Linked DNA regions of Mus musculus: regions 2 and 3 are each linked to region 1. The links are chromatin contacts, found by Hi-C or POLR2A ChIA-PET in ENCODE. All regions are on one chromosome and are shown on one strand. Each heading gives the region's core, a stretch centred on a gene start or an enhancer-like site at or near the end of the contact. The rest is flanking DNA. Distances are from core to core; before and after follow the strand shown.

Evidence for each region. Hi-C counts contacts between places; a loop is a spot of excess contacts on that map. ChIA-PET counts read pairs that join two places held with the same protein, here RNA polymerase II (POLR2A).
Region 2: POLR2A ChIA-PET joins it to region 1 with 28 read pairs in Patski. The contact joins the promoter of Elk3 here to the promoter of Cdk17 in region 1. A Hi-C loop is called at or near these places in 11 of 37 maps with a recorded cell type or tissue (adrenal gland, gastrocnemius, heart and 1 more). POLR2A ChIA-PET finds 5 or more read pairs at or near these places in 2 of 5 experiments (Patski and embryonic stem cell).
Region 3: a map of CH12.LX shows a loop between it and region 1 (2.8-fold over the local background). The contact joins the enhancer-like site here to the promoter of Cdk17 in region 1. A Hi-C loop is called at or near these places in 2 of 37 maps with a recorded cell type or tissue (CH12.LX and T-helper 2 cell).

The regions. Positions count from the first base shown.
Region 1 is chr10:93,158,905-93,162,809 of GRCm38, forward strand. Cdk17 (cyclin-dependent kinase 17) reads left to right here and starts at 1,972. Exons shown (of 17, transcript NM_146239.2): 1 at 1,972-2,296. Mir1931 (microRNA 1931) reads left to right here and starts at 3,881; the gene lies at 3,881-3,905.
Region 2 is chr10:93,309,249-93,312,779 of GRCm38, forward strand. Elk3 (ELK3, member of ETS oncogene family) reads right to left here and starts at 1,911. Exons shown (of 5, transcript NM_013508.2): 1 at 1,504-1,911.
Region 3 is chr10:93,359,141-93,363,124 of GRCm38, forward strand. No RefSeq gene overlaps it. Among named protein-coding and RNA genes, the nearest start is that of Gm17745, 25 kb to the left of the region's middle. Within about 2 kb of position 1,398, at least 1 of the 3 ENCODE cell types and tissues checked has a DNase peak (open chromatin) inside an H3K27ac peak, as active enhancers do.

The DNA of each region.
Region 1 (3,905 bases), core at 722-3,221:
TTTCCACTGACAGAGTTCAAGGGCAAATCTATCTTCACCTCTGAGTCTTTAAGGTCTAACATGGTACCTGGTCCAAACGATGCAGTTAGCAATTTTTTGTTTTTAAGTGAAAGAACAAATAGATCAAGCAATAACCACCTCGATTCTAAGGATCAAATTACGACTACGGTGCTATACCAGAGGAAATATTTCTTGGGAATTTTGGCCAAGGCAGAATTATCTTTGGTTTCTAATGGGCTAATTCCAGTCCAGTGATGTGAAGGAAGAATTTCAGATGCAGAAACTCAGGGTGCAATTATGTAGATTCCCTTTTTTACTATTTTGAATATTTACTAAGAGAACAACAACAACAACACCCCCACACAATTGCTTTTGAATATAAGGCAAGCATGTGAAAATGTTTGGTATAAAAGTAGGTCATGTGTAACATATATTTTTCTTTAACTTACAAAGAACTCTGAAATGATGCTAGCTCCTAACATATTATAAAATTGCCTGAATTAGACATATATTAAAAAAATCATTAACTGCTGTTCAAAAGTACACACTCATTCTTGAAGGGAAGTATAAATATGGACATTTTTATAGGGTAAACAAGTGTTGAAGTCTTTGTAGAGGATAATTATTGTTAACCTATAGTTCTGGTAATTTTGGAGACACAGGAGAACTCCGGTTGATATATATGAACCTTATGAGCTGTAGAAAACACATCCAGCTGTGTCCGACAAAGTTCTAGACAGAAGGGCAGGAAGTATCTTCAAGGAAAGGCGCATCAATCAGAAAAGATACGATTCAGAAGTCCTTAGTAGATAATGAGATTTAAAATATATCGTGCACTTCCTGGTGATAAGAACAGAAAAACAAAACATAACAACAACAACAACAAAAAACCCCAACCTTCACCCTACTGGCCTTTTATACCGTTAACCTTTTCTTGGTTAGGGTGTCCACATCCGGACCCTACTGTCTTCTTTCAGTTCTCTCAGTATTTTCCTCTGCCACTTAAGTCTGCTTTTACTTTAAGCTTCTATCCCTACTTGTGGAAAGAAATGGGCCAGGATCACTTTAGTTTGTCTACACATTCAGTTGTTCCTAACTGGGGAAGAAGAAAGTAAAAAGATTTACAGAAACTGGGCCAACCTCTTTGGCCTGCCTCCTTCAAGCAACAGAATCTAACTCACTGCAACAGTATCTCTTTCTGGGTCCTATAACTTAGCATTGACTCTTTCACAACACAGTTTTATTGTAACCATTTTAGTTCCCCCCTCCACCCTCCCCCCCCAGCCTAGAGCCAACAGTGTAATAACATTTAAAAACACTGTGGTTGAAATCAAAGCTTTGTGCGTGGGTGATTACTGCACTGGCCACGCATATCCAGTCACAGAACAGAAGAAAATTGCAGCAATCGACCGAGGTATTTCTTTGTGGGTCATCTGAAGCACTGTACTGAGGCAGGCATCCTGTGTACAGTAGCGCCTGGAATACTTCAAGCAGAGTTTTATTGTTGCGAGGGGACAGTGAGGGGCTGATTTGTGGCGATCGGTTCCTCACCAATCGCGATGGTCAGACACTGTTCAGCGTTCTGTCCACGGACAGGGTCTCCCTTGCTCTCCAGCCGCGTTTGAAGCCACGCTTGAAGTTTCCTGGGAATACCCCCCAGCCCCGCCCAGACCACGCCCCAGTCATAAGCCCCACCCCCAGGCAAGGCTCCGCCCCGCATGCCGCCGTCGCCGCCACCGCCGGCAGGGGTCGCGCTGCCCCAGGCGAGCCGTGCAGGCGGGGGTGGGGAAGCTCCCGCAGCCGGTCGCTTTTCTCCGCCGCCGCTGGTTGGATCGTTTCAATAAAAGTCTTTTTTTTTTTTTTTTCCTTTTTTCTTTTCTTTTTTTTTTTCTAACCCCCGCTCTCGCTCGCTCCGGGGAACAGGCGGAGGCGTCAAGCCGCAGCCTCCGAGCGAGAGAAAGCAACGCGCACTCAGACGAACGAGAGCGGCGGCTGCGGTCTACCCAGCGCCCGGCAGTCCGGCAGCCCGCGCCCCGCCGCCTCGCTCCGCCCCGGCTCGGTGGCCGGGAGTACTGGGCCGTCCGCGAGGCTCCGCGGCCCGGGAGCCATGTTGAGCGGGGGGCTCTGCCACGCGTGAGGCGGCCGGCGGCCCTCGCGGAGCGGAAGGCGCGAGGTTGGGGGGTGGGGGGAGGCCTGAGCCTGAGGCGCCTCGGCGCGTCCGCCACCACCGGACCTGCATCCGCTCGCTCGCTCTGCGCGCCCGCCGGTCCGGAGCCCGCGGTCCCCGCACTTGCTGGTGAGTTGGCAGCGGGGCTGGGCAGGGATCGTGACGCCTGTCAGCGGGCGGCTCGAGTGGGGATCTTGTCGGTCGCATGTCCACGCGCGGCGTGGGCTGCGGGAGTGCGGAGCTGGTTGGGGGACCTGGGGGGAGGGGCTCCATGCGCCGCCGCTGAGAGTTCGCAGCCGATCGAGGCTTCCTGGGGAGGCTGCTGGCCCCGTGGGGCGCCGGGAGGGGAAGAGGCGGAAAGTCCCCCCGAGACACAAAGGTCCCCGGGGCCGGGGTGGAGGCGCGGGCGCGGGGCGGCGGGAGTGGGCGAGGACGCGGCGCTGCGGGCTCCTTGGAGACGCGGGAGGCTGCGCGCGGGTGGGTGGGCAGCTCCGCGGGGGAGGAGCCCTCTCGTGGGGGAGCGGGTCGACACAAAGCTCCGGGCAGCCCTCTTGCTGGCGGGTCACACCCCTGAGTGTCGCTCCAACCGGAGGCGGAGGGACTGTGGGAAACCCAGAGAACCCGGGAAGAGGGGGTTGTGTGTGTGTGTGTTCCACCGTTGTCTTAGCCGCAGTTGCTTTTCTCGGTGTTTTTGTCCGGTTGCTTCTGCTCCCCATCTCAGCTGGGTGGCCCCAGTTTTCTTCCCCACATCACCCCCACGCTGCCACCTCGCCGTCCCCTGTGGTTCCCCACTCATTCTCTCCCCTACTTTTCACCCACTCCTTCTGGGGTAAGCGGTATTTTGCCTTCAGCTAGGGGAACGTTTGCTAATGACAGGATGCCTGACTTGGTCTGACCCTGAACTGCCTTGAACTCTTCTCTTTTTTTTTTTTTTCCTCCCACCCTTTCCTTTCTGGGATCTTCTGTGTCACATGGCCATTAACAATTAGCTTTTCTTCTTCAAAAATGGCAAAAGCCTTTAGCTGAAATCCGTGGCGCCTTTCCCTTATGTTAATGTGGCCATCGAAGACGACGCATCAGTGGCCCTGTTTTATCGCCTCCTGAGCCAAATTGATTCTCTAGACACAAGTCACAAATTTTGTTTTGCGTCTTGGCCATTCCTTGGGCCAGCAAAGTGTATTTCTGGTAGCAGAGCTTCTGTCACGTCACAGGCAATGCTTGACTAAGGGAGACAGCTCTTGCCTCCCAACTTTGCTGTTTGTTTTTTCCTAATCCTTTGTTGGGTTTCTTTTTAACTGCATTTGTGCAAGACTATCAAAGTAATGGATTTGAGTGACTTGGAAATTGACGTTGTTAACCACGGAACAGAAGACGACCTCTGATCAGTTGAATTGACCTAAACCTTTGAATCAAGAAACATGTGTAAACTAAATTTAAGGAGGAAAAAAAAATTGCTAGTGGGAATGTTAATTGGTTTTATTTTGTTCTCTTGTGAACACCAGGAATTGGCTTATGTATTAAATGTGGTGTCACCTGGTTAATGAAGTCATTTCAGTTTTTTTTTTTTGTTCTTTTAACATCTGCATAATTCCATAAACAGCGGGTTTAAACAAAAGAAAACAATATGACTAAGGACGTCTTTCATTTTAATTTTTATTTCTAATGTTGTGAGTGAACACAGGAATGTGAAGAGCGCTGTTCTTTTATCTGGCGAGCCATCTCCTAGGCCAGAAGCATT
Region 2 (3,531 bases), core at 661-3,160, 150 kb after region 1:
AAGGCACCTCTAAGTCAATAAGTCTGCAGGCAGACAGTGGCTCGCACAAAACCCCTCCTGTGCGGAGTAGCGGAAACTCCCAATGCGATTAGTCGGGGTGTGTGTGTGTGTGTGTGTGTGTGTGTGTGCAGACATTACTTAGCAATGACTAAAGGGCTCTCTCTTCCTGCAGCAGCCAGTGGAAAATTCAAGGAACATTTTTCCCCCTGCAGCAGCAGAATCCCTTTAACCCTCTCCCCAGCCAACTCCAAAAACAACTCGGCTTCCCCCCCCCATACGCCCCCCCCCCAACTGCCCCCCCCTCCCCACCTCCGGCAGAGCACTGCAGGGAGTTATAGGACGGCGAGGGGCTTTCGAGATGGGGAGGGCTGGAGGGGGCCGGCAGGGAAGGGGCGGGGGACCCTCAAACACTACAAAGGAAACTGTAAAAGGCACAAATACATAAACCTGAGAAGCAGCAGCAAGCCGCAGTTTCTTTGTGAGCTCCTCAGTGAGTCATTTTCAAGATGCTGTCTGCAGCCAGTTTCAAAGCGGAAGCGCACGGCAATTAGTCTTGCCGTTTCCAGACAAGCCAGAAACTCTCCCGACACTCTTTTTTTTTTTCCTTCTAAAAAGCCCCTTTTGCAGTTTCTGAAATAGCCTTTCTTGCTTCCACCCCCACCCGCCGCGTAACTGCAGCTTATCCTCGGAATGATTCGGTCGTAACAAAACAGAGACCATTTAATATTTTTAGCTCCCGCCTCCCAATTTCAAGCCCCCCCCCCTTAAAAAAAAGTTCCAGTAACATTACAGGCCAGCAGGCAGTTGGAAGTTAAAGAGCTGAGAGTTTCAAGTTCATCCCTTGCCTGGCCCATCTCCCCAATCCGAATCTGGACTAGCCGACTCGGCCGGCTTTTAAATGTCCATTAGACTGGGCGTGCGCCTGGGGCGGTGACCTGGGCGGGGGTCACCTGCCCAGAGAGAGTGGACGTAGCCCCGGGCCCCACATCTCCATGGCCCAAGTCCTCCGCTCCCTCTCCACCCCTGTGCTCTCCCCTGAATCCGAACACTCGCGCCTCGGTGCCCATCCTGAAGGGATCCGGACCGCAACCCCGGCTGGAGGTCAGTGACAATCCAGCCTCCAGCCACGCAGCCCGCTTCGACCACTATCCCTAATCCCAGAGCCCCGGAGCCTCGCTGCAGGGATACAGGAGTTTGCACTCAGGGTGTCTCCTCCGGGCTTCGCAGTGCAGACCCCAGGCCCGAGCACGAGCTCCCGGGGTGGCGCCGGTGGCGGTGGCGGTGGCGACGCACAGCATCCTCCCCCGCGGGGACGCACCCCCATCCTCCCCCAACGCAGTCTACAACTCACCCCACAGCGCCCACAACCCCACCCCCACCAGCCAAAGAAAAGAAAGAAGGAGAAAGGAGAAAAAAAAAAAAGAGGAAAAATTAAAAAAAAAAAATAGCCCGAAGAAAACTTTGCAAGCGCTGGAGCAACAGGCAAACAGTCCTGCAACCTACCCAGACGTGGGGGAGCGTTTGGGAGTCTTCTTGGGGAGATTTCTAGGAGGAACCGGGCGAAAGCCCCCGACTTTCCATGCTGACAGGCGTCTGCAGACGGTCTGTTGCTCTTGTAATGAGATCCTGATTTTCCCCCCTCTTTTTTTTTTCTTTCTCTCGCTCCTCTTTTTTTTTTTCTCCCCCCCCCCCCTCCTCTGGTGTGTGTGAGAGCAGGAAGTTGGAGCAGTCAGGCCGAGCCTGCTCACTTCCTTTACTGCATTATTCCCCAGGCGGTGTGCAGTCTGTGTAAACAGGCTTTTCCGCCCCGCGCCGTGCGCCCGGGCCGCGGCTGTGCGCCGGGGCTGCCCGCCCAGACCCGCGCATACCCCCGGCGCCGGGCCCCGCGCCCGCCCGCACGCCCCGCGCGCCCCCGCGCCGTGCCCGCCCCGCTTCCTGCTCGGCCACCCCAGGGGAGGAGCCTGGGGACCCGCCGGCCAGGCCGCCGTCTCTCCACTCGGCGGGGGCTCCGTCGGCTCCTGAGCCCTCGGGTTCCTAAGTTTGGCATCACCCTGGGTTCGTGCCCTGCTAATGGTGCCCCGAAAGGGAGGTCCCTAAGCGAGCTTTTCTCTACCATAGGCATAGAAGAAGAGTTTAGGGACAGGAGGGATGGCGAGTGGGGTTCAGGACTTTGGATGCTCTGGGAACCGGGCTGCTTTTATTGCGGACCAGAGGAGATGAGGGTGAAAAACATAAGCGTGCACAAAGGGAGATGGAGTCTTCCTAAGATGCTGTCGGATAGAGTTACTGTCGGGGCATATTTAACAGCAGCACTATAATTAATATTAATAGTAATAATTTGGAGGCAGTTTTAGAGTTGGGATCCTCTTTTGGGAATACTTTCTTAAGAGCCACAAACTAGGAGCCTTGTGTCTTAGAAAAGAGATGAGTGAAGTGGCTTTAGACAGGCACTGCTTAGGCGCTCCAGGTGGCTTGAGACAGGGGAAGGGGTACCCTGTGGTTTCAAGACTGGACTCCCCGCCCCTGAGGACAATGGCCAGGATCTGATTGGAGAGTTGGGCATTGCTCGGAGGATGCAGGAGGGAATGGGTCTCTTATTAACAAACCCTGTATACAGTTCCTCCAGCCCCAGCCTTCCAGAACCTTCCAGTCCCCTGCCTTTGGGGCTTTCTGACCAGTAGTTTTCAATCTTGAACGTTTGGCATGAGAGTACATGGCTCATTAAAGCCCTAATTGTAACCCTTAAGCCCTCACCTCAATGTGTCTGGTGTGATTGGAAGCCCCAATAACAGAATCGCGTTGAGAGTAAGGGGTGCTTTGCAAACTAGCCACAGCGTACTTATCCCAGACCAATGGCCAAGTCTCCAGGTCAGCAGGACAACATTCTGACATTTCCTTGCCCCCCCCCCATTAGCATTTGCTATCTCTCTGAAAGATTGCTTGTTTCTGAGTATCTGGTTACTATTAAAGGTTCTAGATTGAATTCAGGGATGTTAATACCCACCCCACACACGCACATCTGCAGGTGCCTGTCAGAACACCTTGTTAAACAAGGGCAGCATTTTTGCTTAATCACTGATGTGTATAACCTGCTGGTTATACACTGAGGACCAGGCTTGCCCGTGCTCTGAGAAGAGACAATGGTGGTGGGGAGAGGAGGGAGGGGGACCAAGGTAAGATGTGAAACAGAAGGAGGAATTATGGGAAAGGGGGCTGTCTATCAAACCCTGATTTTCCACAGCTAATTTTCCACTTTGGAGATTATCATTTAAAATCCCTAGTTGGCTTCTCCAGTCACTCAGCAAAACTCAGACTGTGTCCCTATATGATCCAGCTGTCCATGTGAACTGAATGCAGAGTGTGGATTTAGATTTATCATCCAACTCGGAAGCTCCCACACTTAGGAATACATGTTGCTTTTTATTTTAGAAAGTATCCACTTGGGAGAAGCTAATCTGAAGGGGCTACGTGCTGTATGATCCCACCTCTCCCAGAAAAGGCAGAACTATTGGCGCAGTGAGAAAGTTCTGG
Region 3 (3,984 bases), core at 148-2,647, 200 kb after region 1:
GTAATTCTGCTCTCTAGAGGACTCTGCATATGATCTAGCCATCAATGGTCAATTTCTTTGTTTTTGTGATTGAAAGTCTCACTTGCTCAAAGTGGCTCATAAACATGCCCAGGGACTGCCAACTGAGCTACATATGCCTTCTAAGCACATCTCCATGCATTTCTGTTTGATTTCCTAGCTCATGAATAAAACATCCCTCTAGTCTACATTCGAAGGCTGTATGTTTCCACTAATCCCAGTCTTTGCTCTATATAAACCTGCATTGTGATCACACTGTTGTGGCTGATGCTGTTATCTACCCATTAGCCACCTAGGGCTGCAATACCTCTGACTCCTTTGCTTATGATTGGACTAGAGGTAAAACACATCTAGTGCTACACTAGCAAAAACAACGCAAGGTTTGTAAAGGGCTCCCCTGAGGATTTCCCTTCTGGCTGAGCAAGTCTATGGGGAAAGAGAGGGTTGGTGTCTTTTTTGTTTCGTTTTCCTTCTCACTGGGTTCTTTGCATGAGAGGCTCTATATCTAGGGCAATCATATATTAGAGGCACGAGGTAAAACATACAAGGAGAAGGCCAGCATGAAGAAGGTGGCTGAGAAAATAGGAAGCTTTATGTCCATGGTGACATTTTGCAATCTGTAAATCAACTCTGGACTCTGAAATCGATGGGAGCCATCCATATGGCTCGATCGCTCTGTCAGGTTTACTGTCTCTTGAAGTCAAAAGTGCCCTCGCTCATATCCAGTCCTTACTCAAACTTAACCTTTGACTTTGGCATATAGGAATGTATCTCTTCCCGCTGTGAAGAAAGCTCAAGAAACAAATAAAAACCTACTGAGAACCATTATAAATGCTATATACACATACACATTTGGAAAGAGGTTATCTTTGTTTCATTTTCTGTTGCTATAATAAAAAAAAAACTAATCAAGAGCAACTTAGGGGATTCAGGGCTTTGTTTAGTTTAGGGGAAGTTAAGGCAGGAGTGAAGCAGTTGTCACATCACATCCACAGCTGAGCAATAAGAAAAGAACGCACCCACGCTGCCTAATGCTGTTGCTTCTGCTCAGCTAGCTTTCCTTGCTCTGTTTTGTTTTGTTTTGTTCTTTGAGACAGAGTTTCTCTGTGTAGCCCTGGCTGTCCTGGAACTCACTCTGTAGACCAGGCTGGCCTTGAACTCATAAATTCACCTGCCTCTGCCTCCCAAGTGCTGGGATTAAAGGCATGTGCCACCACGCCCCGCCTGCTTTCCTTGCTCTTAACACAGGTCCAGCCTGTGAAATTGCCCCTCCCATATTCAGGCTCGGTCTTCCCACCTCTGTCAACATTCAAAAACAATCCTCCCGCCTCCAGAAATGCTCACAGGCCAACCTGTTCTAGATCACTCCTCAACAGAGATATTCTTCTGAGAGCTTTCTGGTTTGGGGCCAGTTGACATTTAAAACCTACAATCACAGAGGGCATTTGGAATGCTTGAAAGGATACTGTTTATGTAAATGTTTCCTATACACTTGTTAAGAATGTGGCATTTCACTTGTTTCCTATATACTTGTTAAGAATGTGGCATTTCACTTGTTTCCTATACACTTGTTAGTAATGCATCAGTTGACTTTTAAACTGCTCAGTTACACTGTAACAGGCCCCAGTCTAGTGGGATTTTAGAATTTCTATATAGAAGGGAGTTAAAAGTGGTGCCTGAGTGGGAGGTGGAAGTGAGGTGTTGAAATGGCATTTGCATTGTGCTTTGAAGGTTGAGATACTTGAGACTGTCCCCGAGGAGGGAGGGGACAGCCAGGCAGTCCCACACCTCGACCTCCACCTTCTCACTAAAGCTGCTTCAATTCAGAAACCGACTTGTTTGTACATTTTAGCATCCACCCCTTAGGAGTCAAGGTTGGGAAGACTTTGTGGCATGGGCTTAGAGACTAGAGATCCAAGACTAGAGTCTAAGTCACTTTACGTTGCAATGTTGAATTGTCTCTCACATTTAACATGGGAACTTCTGGCTCAGGGTGACTGCTCAAAGCATATAGCTAGACCTCAGAGTCCTGTCCTCAGTCTTGGTCTCCTGGTTGCTTCCCTTCCCACCGAGGCAGTTGTCCTCAGTTTAGAAGTGGAACAGAGCGGCTGAGAAGGGCTCTTTGGCATGGAAAGGAACTTTTTTGAGAACATAAGCTTTTTCCTACCAGAGGAGAGGAACAGAACACTGGAGAGCTGAGGAAGAAATAACCACCCATCACTCAGAGAGGATCTGCAAAGTGGTACCCAGAAGGCATCCCACTCCTTGCCCCGAGCATGTAGTAATCCGGCACAATAATCCAGCACACTGCTCTTCTTCTGTTGCCTGTGTGAGCCTGATCGGATGTCACTAGACCAAGCCTGCCAGGAAGAGGGTTAGATCTTTGAGAAGGAAGGACAAGAAAAGAGATGGTCACTGCGTCTATGAATAGAGAATATTTCCAATTTCTCAATAAGCAGGCAATCTCAGAAAGGGGATCCTGTATCCCAGAGAAAAGGAAGAATATCTTCAGATATGGGCTGGAGGACCAAGTGAATGGGGCTGGGGGGTGGCATGGTTGTCAAGTCCAAGGTGGCCTTGGGTTTTCCAAGTCCAAAGGGAAAGCAGGCTCCAGAAGAAACATGGGAAGTTACAGCAGACCTGAATGGAGAAGAGGTGCAAGAAAGTGAAAGAAAAGCTCGTGTTGACAGACAGACAAACGGAAAGGTTTACACATAAAGGGAAGGTATTCTGACTTCTCCGCTCAAGACCGGGATAATGATGTAATCTGTATAACTGAGACATAGTGGTCTGGCAAGCATGGCAAGAATGTGGGCCAGAAGGCCGGAGGTTACCTCGGGTTGCCATGGTGTTCAGCCAAAAGCAGCAGAGTCAGACAGAGAAAGGAGGTAGCTGTGTGCCTCAAGGATGTCAACGCCTGCTCTGAGGACCAGGACAAAAGAGTCCTGTTTATTCCTTACTATGTCAGCCAATAAGTAGAGTGAGTAGTAGAAGGTAGCGGTTTTGGGAATCCAACGTCTAGGAACAAAACAGATACACTAGGGTTCAATTCCCAGCTCCTCCATTTCCTCGCTGTGTGATATTGAGCAAACAACCTAACCTTTCTGTGCTTCATAGTTTTCATGTCTAGGCTACTCACAGCACCTGGCTGATAAGGGTACTCGTGAAGATTAAATGAGATATGGACATAATATGAACAGTGCTTAACCCAAAGCCCAATGCATGGTGGGAACTCCATCTTCACCCATTCATTTTTATAATAAAATAAATAACAAGTAAATTGAAGAAAGAAATAGTAGAAACAGGAGAATAGGTGTAATACTGCATATGTAATTAATAGGTGCGATACTGTGTATGTGTAATAAAAATAGTGTTGAATGGACAGATGGGAAAGAAGATGGACAGAAGGTTATTAGTAGGATAACCCCATTGACAGACCTCATGGTTTGTGTTAGATTAGACTTTGGTATAAAATTTTGAGCTTTCAAACTGCCACATGGAAAGACAGGGTTCTACATGGGTTTCAAGTACTTCATGCTTACACACAGGGAAGACTTTCTTCCTAATGGACAGCAGTTAAAACAGCAGCTGTACATGGTCCTGGCTACTTTGCATGTTTACGTTCCTGCCTGGCCTCCAGGAGAGTCTTCTAGGAGGAGAAGACACTCTCTATGGTCCCCACAGTCATTTCAAACTTGCCTTCCTGTTTCCTCTTCATCCCAATGGCTGACATCTTCTATATCAGTGGTCCTCAACCTTTCTAATGTTTCGACCCTGTAATACAGTCCATCCTGTTGTGGTGACCCCACCCCCACCCCCACCCCCACCACCATAAAGTTATTTCCGTTGCCACTTCATAACTGTAATTTTGCTACAGTTATGAATCATAAGATATATCTATCTGACCCCTGTGAAAGAGTAGTTCAACTCCAATGGGGTCTTGACCCACAGGTTGAGAACTGCTCT